Linked DNA regions of Homo sapiens: all the other regions are linked to region 2. Evidence: read pairs that join two places in POLR2A ChIA-PET (ENCODE). Cell type or tissue: Panc1. All regions are shown on one strand.

Region 1 (2,500 bases), 370 kb after region 2:
ACAACTTGGCATTTTGTTTCCTCAAAAGAAATACATTTTCCAAATTTAAATCAAAGCCAGAACCACCATTTTTTGAACTGAAGGTAGTGGCAGCTGATGGTTTGTGCCTGTTAAGCTGAGGGTGCCTTCGGAATAAGATCATGGGCAACAACAGGCTGCAAAAATAAACATCAAATTTTTATGGAAGGAGTGAAGCAGTGTTCTTTGTTGTTCTAACTTGATGACATTAAAATATGTGGCTATAAGCTCTCTTAGTTACTTTATTTTTCTTGAGTCAATATTGGCCAGGAGAAGCTGATCTGAATGAGGGTCAGAGGTTAAGAAAATTATTTTATGAGGAATTTACCAAGTTTACCCCCGAAGAGGGAGAGTTAGAGAAAAATGCATTGGCAAACTTTGCTTTTTGACATAAATAACTAGAATTCACCAAGGGAACGGCCTGTGTCAGGGTTTCAGTGAGGGTTGTCAGGCAGTTTGATATTTGCAGAACCCCTCTCTGTCAGGCCTCTCCAAAGTTTAACTGCTAGGAGATCTGGGAAGCTCTCAAGACTGGCGACTGAAGATACTGATTTGCTTTGTGTCTGAGACACAGGCATAAAACGATGGCTACTGCCACAGATGCTTTCTGACAGAGCAGAATAATAGCACTCAGACTTAAACTGTACATTACAAACAATCCCTTTTTAAGTACAAAATGAATGCACAGAATGGAAGACCCTGTCAGCTAGAATACAAGTAAATCAAGTAGAAGAAGACAAATTATTCACTCATACCACTACAGCCAAATTTTTATTCTGCTAACTGCACTGTCATGAGAGAGCTTTTCTTCTTTGTCAGATGTTAATATTTATGCCTAGTGTTCCATTATCGGAACGCTAAGCATGTGGGAGTTATTTATATCCTACTGCTCGAGGTCATCGCCAAGGTCTGATTGCAAAAATTCAAAAAATTGCAACCATAAATGGGTTAAGAAAATCGATACATCATAGTTATTACAAATATATGAGGCACTGGATGCATTTCCTCTGAGAGCCAATCAAATTACAGGATATGTTTCCTAACTCCCCACACCTATTCCAGTTTAAAAGTTGTAGCTTGAGTACCAGGAGTAAGAACACGTGAACCCTTCACTCCCAGGGCTAGCTTTTCCTGCTGTCAATTTCATAATTATATTGCTCCGCCCCTTGGCTTAGCACTTCCTTTCCCCTCACTACCTTCTCACCCCAACCCCCAGCAATGAATCATCAGGCCTTTAAAGAGACTTAGACGACCCAGTGTGAACTTCGCTGGCATCCTGTACATTCTTATGCCAAAAAAGGGGAGTTGCTCTAAGACAGAAACTAGCCAGACCCTGATGCAGATCTTGGAGGCAACAAGCTTGGGTGCTTATCTGGGAAGATCAGCGAGGAGTTAATTTTCCTAGATCGCAATGGTGATTCAGAATTGCATATCTTAGTTCATGATTGGGTTTTTAAGAACCCAGTTCGACCCTTTGTACAGAAAGGAATATATCAAAGGGAAAAATGTTGGCAGATCTCCTTATGCAATCAGGGCAAAGGAATTTATACCACATTCAACTCTTTGATTTCTCCAGATCTGGCTGAGGGTGGGGTTTCCATATTTGTGCTTTGGCAAATGTGTCCAATAATTAACTCCTCCTGATATATGCCCCTAGTGTTCTTCCAGGTTATCATGTGCTTATTTGTGCATTTATTAAAACCAGAAACATTTTTGCCCCTTCATTGTTTAAATACTGTGTCTGAGTAATACAGGTTAAATAGACAACAAGAGCCTTGCCTTTTAAAGACTTTACTCCCCACCTAAAGAGGTGAAGGAGATATCATTTAAATAACATTATGCGTGTGCATATACCTTCTATATGGAAAGCCCTTTCTTCTCCTCCCTCCTTTTTTTTTTTTTTTTTTTGCATGGAGATTTTATCCTCATGCTTTTGAGATCCGGCTCAAGCATCAACACTTCTGTGAAGTCTTTCTTGATTATCACAGGAGTCTGCGGCTCTGCCCAATGTGTGAGTCAGAGAAGTGCTATTTTCTTATTCTTTTTATTTATACAATATTTTTTTAAACCTCTAACCGAAAAAAACAGGGCCATAAGCACAGATGGAGAGAGTATCCTAAGTGGGAGCTCTCTTACTTGAATACTTCCTGCTACTCCCAAACCCATTTGACCTCCCTTACAGTTTCAGCGTGCAACTGCGCTTCCTTTGTTTATGCTCCAATTATGTGACTCCCCTCCACTGATCAGTTTTTCATGTAACTTTCCACTGCCCTCTGTTATGAGTTGAATTGTGACCCCAAAAGATACATCGAAGTCCTAACCCCAGTAACTATGAGTGTAGCCTTATTTGGGAGTAGCATTTTTGCAGATGTAATTAGTTAGGATGAGGTTTTACTGTTTTAGGGTGGACCCTAAATCCAATGCAACTGTTGTCCTCATAAGAAGAGAAGACACAGAAACAGAGGAGACACAGGGTAGATGA
Region 2 (2,500 bases):
TCTCAAAGTGCCACTGTGCCCGGCCGCCAGTAGTAGCTAAACTTTTATCAGCACACTGCTGGTATCCATTCCAACTTTTTCTTAAGTGAAATAGAACTAGGGGAGAACAGTAGGAATAGTCAACTTTCCATGATTACATGTGCAGGTACATACCACCAAGCCATATGCCACCAAATCATTGCTGTCCAGAGTTTCCAACTAATCTATTGCTGATTTACTCCCTCTGTTTATCTGCTACTGAAATCAGTCTGACTCAGAAATGTAATTGTATGTGTGTTGGCAAGAACTCACACAAGAATACTATCTTCAAGAACAAAAACGCCACTGGATATTTGTATCATCCTTCACCACGGCCACAGAATTTGACGGATTACCTCATTAACTCCTCGCAACCATTGCTATGTTGAGTTTCATTGTCCCTGTTTGACAGGTGAGATTAGGTGATCTGTCCAAGGCCACATATCTAGTAAGTTGCATAGACAGGACTCAAATCCAGAAATCCAAATCTTGTATTCTTTAGACTTTACCACAGGTTATTGCTTTTATGCCAATCTGTCATGAAAATGGGACTTTTTTTTCAAAAGGTCAACATCTGGGCTCACTTCTCTCCTTCCTTTAGTTAGCAACGCAGCCAACTTTGAGGCACCCACATCTACGTTTACAAATACGAACTCCACCATCTAAGCTCCCTTCCTGCCCAAAGGCAGAAATTACATCCCCACTGCTGCAACGTCTTAGATAAATCAAATGCAAACACACTTCCACCTGAATTCCTAAAGATGTCCTAGGCAGGTGGGCATCATTAGGAAGTGTTTTATACTTTGTGTCTAAGTTATTCAAACCCAAAGAGAAGCCTAAGGCATCTAATTTAAATTCAAATAGAAGTAATCGTGAATAAAGAATCCAAGTTCTTGCACTTAATGGTGAAAATAATATATATGTATATGTGTATAGAGTTTATTTTACACACACACACATTTCATGAGGGGGAAAACAAACTATATACATACACATATACACGTATATATATGAACATGTGTGCACTCTCTATATACACATACATATGCACAAATACGTGTGTTTTGTGAGTGTGTATGTGTGTGTCTAGTTTGTTTTTCGCCTCCTCCAGGAGTTATACAGCAAAAAAGAAGAAAAAAATCCCTGCCTTTTATCAGATATGTACACATTTTATCCTTGCAATATGTCTAAAATGATTTTATGACTAAATCCTGGGAAAAATGTGAAGAATGCTTGGCTAGATGGCAAGCTTTTCCAGTAAAAACACAACACTGCTTATGAATTGTAGCACTTGGAGAAGACTTTTCAACATGATGTACATTTTTGCTCTAGCTTGAGACTAAATCCTGTTTGGAGGTAGGTTTTCTTTGGCTTTCAGAAAAAGTTGAACCGATTGTACAACATGGGTCTTTGGGCCCTCCAACGTGGACTCACCATGAGAGGACGATCGTGTGCTATTCCATTAAACATGCCTCCGTCTCACGACTCCAGCCAGGGTTAAAACCTTCAGATGTTTTCTCAACACATTAAGCAGAACTAACCATCACAAAGGCAAAAACTAAACCCATCTGTCCCCTTGTCAGGATTTTTGAGATTGTCAATGGACTGACCTTGTGGCTGGAAAACATTTTGGAGGCCGTGTAACAAAAGTTAAATGTGGCAGTGAATGCACAGAGAAATTCTTAGAGGTCACTAGTGAATTACTAACACCATTACCCTGGCAAGAGATGATGGAGTTTCCATTTTATCTCAGAGGTTTGGTGGGTGTATGGTGATGACTTAAAATGACGTTAGGCTACGTAGCCAACACTTTCTTGGAAAGGACTTTCCCTGCTGTTCTATTAAAACTGTCAGCAAATAGGGCCAAGGCGCTCACTGGTCTATGCCGAGGACACCTTAAAGTAATCAGGCCGTCAAATAAAGGCAAACACTTTCTCAACATTTCTAAAGACAGAAATAGCGAAAAGAGTGTTGCGTTCCAAGCATATCAGACTTAAGTCATTTCTGCCTCATGGTTCTAGAAGACAAGAGGTGGAGGTGGCAGCAAGCGGGGAGGGAAGACACATAATTCTCCTTCTAACCCTCTGGCTCTCAACCGGAAGCAATTTTGCTCTGCAAGGGACACCTGGAAGTGTCTGAGGACATTTTTGATTGTCACAACTGCCGGGTGCTACCAGCATCCAGCGCATAGAGGCCAGGAATGCTGCTAAATTTCTCCCAATGCACGGGACACCTCCACCCCCTCCATCTCCCTGCTTCCCCAAATAGGATGATCTGGGCCCCAAATGTCAACAGTGCTGTTGAGATTCCCTGCTCTAAAGGGAAGCAGAAAAGATCAGCTGCAGCCAGAGAATTTTCCATTGACCTTCTAACTGTTGCCTGGGCTCCTGGAGGACATCCTCTGAAGATGCTTGTTTCCTTGACCTAAACGCTAGCCTCACCATGGCCCACAGCCCAGCAGCATCAGCATCACTAGGGAGCA
Region 3 (2,500 bases), 300 kb after region 2:
CATTTCTTCCTTCTGAGTATTTTAAACTCTTCTAACAAAGCCAAACATGGATTAAACAGCGTTACATAAGTCTCTTCACAGCACCTAAGTTCAAATTAGGAATCAAGTCCCAATAACCAATGGGACATGGATACTGTTTTCACCAATAAATAGCCACCCCATCAAGCTGCCCCATCGACTAGGAAGAGGCCCACTCAGGCACCCGGAAGCTTTGCCCCAGAGAGCAGAATGAGGTCCCTTCCTGAAACTATACCACTGCTCTGCAGACATATCTCACCCACAGTGCTTTCCTATTGCCAGGAGCACCGGGAGGGAATATTTGCCCATTCTAATCATCCCTTCTAATGGCGCAGCAAGAGATCATGCACAGAGGTGACGGGGAAAGAAAGAGCAGTGCCACTACTCTGTGGTTAACTTTTCACCTGTATTGTGAATTAACTACACTCATTATTCATTTAAACAGCACCTAAAGAACCTTCAAGTCTAAACACATCACTCTATCATTAGTGACTGTTGCTGAAGAAGGGCTTCACTGAAATATGATTGTATTAACATGTGAGGAAGCTGAAATGAATTTTCTTTAGAGCAGCTCATAGTACCAACCACTCCCTGCCCCTCCCATTCTCACTCCCAGTAGCTGGGAGATGATGCTTCATTGTTCTAAGCTTAGACTTAATACAACACTGCACTTTTCTTAAACAAATAAACCTTTTGCTAAAGTGGATTAAAACATCTCAACAGCTACGGCACACATGCAGTCATTAAAGACTGTTCAGCATATAGACAGATAATTTCCACAGTGTATGGTTTAAGAAGTTAAACAGAAAGTTAACAGAGAAACTGTTCTTGAAGTATGAGAATGATTAAGTGGAAATGTTAAATTTTCAAGGCAAAGTATTTTTTAAATAACCTCAAAAATTAAAAAAAAAAAAAAAAAAAAGATCTTCACTGAAGCTAAAAAGACATGACCAATGAAGGAAAAGCATTAAATTAGGAGTCTGGAGTCTGGTTTTCAGCCTCAGCCATCAAACAAACAGGCTGTGTGTTGTAGGAGTGGTCATTTAACCGCACTAAGCCTCAAATGTTTCCTCTGTAAAATTAGAACATTAGGTTCAATTAAAGCCATTTAAGCTTTAAAATTCTACGATTGTCCGTCCAATTCAATAAAATAAACTGTATTTAATAATACCTGCTTTTTCAACTAAGCTAATTTTTTAAAAGGCAGAAAATCTAACCAGAAAAGAATAAAAAATGTTTAACTTGTACAACATAAACTTTGTCCAGAAATCAGTATCTGCTCTTCCAAAGAAAAATAGCCTTTTGTTTTCTATTGTTCAGTGTACAGCTTACCACTAAGCAAGGAATAAATGTGGGGCTACAGTTCATCTGTATGTGCCAGCATGTTACTTTCAAGGGTTCAGTAGCTCCACGGCAGAAAGAAACTTCTCTATTACTCACTATTAAACTGCATTTCAAAACCTACAAAAACAGCTCCAAAATTAAGCCAGCAAAATGTTGCTGTCATCCATCTGAACCTGTTAGAAATCTCAAGCTCGTCATAGAATCTTTGACCTCACCATTCAATGTTTTACAAATTGAGTAACTATGTCCCTGTCATTTACTACTAAAATGACAAAAATAAAAATAAAAGGTAAAGAGAACACTGAAGGTTAGGAGTAGGTGAGGATGGGAAAAGGGAAGAACAAACATGTCCGGCTGAATTCAGAGCTAGATTCCAAGTGGGTTTCAGGGAGGACTGAAGTCAGAGAACTGCAAATGTTGTTTCACCATCTGTTTATTCACAGCTTTACCTTTGACTCATCAGAGTGAGGTCTGAAAACTGTTTGTGGGTCATAGTAAAAAGAGTTCTGAAGGACAATGTGACTTCCAGGGAGAGGTAAGCCAACCTACACTGCATGAGCCAGCAGAGCAGACACTGAAAGGTGATAAGAAGAAAAAGAAGCACTTGTTTTTATTAACGTAAGACCTCACCAACTTCCTCAGACTTCCCCAAATGAAATGTCAGACTCGCATGATTCTGAGTAAGAATCAACTGTGTCCCTTAGAAGAAAAACATCCCAAATTCAGTGATAATCGTGGGCCATTCTTTTTGACCAAATAGATTTTGCTCACGAACATTTTTTTAATGTAAATTTCCCAGTAGGAAGCAACACAGTACAGAGTTTTAAAAAATAAAATTCTTAATCCGCTCAGGATGAAACACACTACTTAAAATAAACTGAATGACACCTAAAATGATCCGCTGAATGAAAAGAAAAGCTATTCCAAGTCACAAAATAAACTATTATTAAGCCATGGAAGCTTACTCTGTATTCTCACTCTCCTTTTCAGTGACATTTTTATGAAACACATGTGGTAGGCAGTTTGTGCTTTGCAGCAGAGAAAACTCAAATAATGCTTTCCCAATTAAAAAAATCCTGGGGTCTTCCAGGACCGGCCCTTCCTTGTTCTCCTCCATGCTGGTCAAACTGGCGATCTG

What was found. Peaks named below come from ENCODE experiments on the same cell type or tissue, not always from the same donor. Only the 100,000 strongest peaks of a DNase experiment are listed, where the experiment ranks them.
Region 1: POLR2A ChIA-PET joins it to region 2 with 15 read pairs; 6 of 35 experiments call an interaction of 5 or more read pairs at or near these places.
Region 3: POLR2A ChIA-PET joins it to region 2 with 14 read pairs; 3 of 35 experiments call an interaction of 5 or more read pairs at or near these places.

The regions. Positions count from the first base shown.
Region 1 is chr6:16,768,071-16,770,570 of GRCh38, forward strand. It overlaps LOC124901268 (a long non-coding RNA gene), which reads left to right. Exons shown (of 2, transcript XR_007059480.1): 1 at 1-2,500. Among named protein-coding and RNA genes, the nearest start is that of ATXN1, 7.9 kb to the left of the region's middle. RefSeq lists an enhancer at 1,048-1,342. In Panc1, no CTCF peak of the experiment used is centred here; a DNase peak (open chromatin) is centred at 1,235; H3K4me3 peaks cover 839 bases; H3K27ac peaks cover 2,500 bases.
Region 2 is chr6:16,397,520-16,400,019 of GRCh38, forward strand. All of the region lies in intron 6 of ATXN1 (ataxin 1), which reads right to left. Among named protein-coding and RNA genes, the nearest start is that of GMPR, 160 kb to the left of the region's middle. In Panc1, no CTCF peak of the experiment used is centred here; no DNase peak of the experiment used is centred here.
Region 3 is chr6:16,697,731-16,700,230 of GRCh38, forward strand. All of the region lies in intron 2 of ATXN1 (ataxin 1), which reads right to left. Among named protein-coding and RNA genes, the nearest start is that of ATXN1-AS1, 62 kb to the right of the region's middle. In Panc1, no CTCF peak of the experiment used is centred here; no DNase peak of the experiment used is centred here; H3K4me3 peaks cover 712 bases; H3K27ac peaks cover 2,500 bases.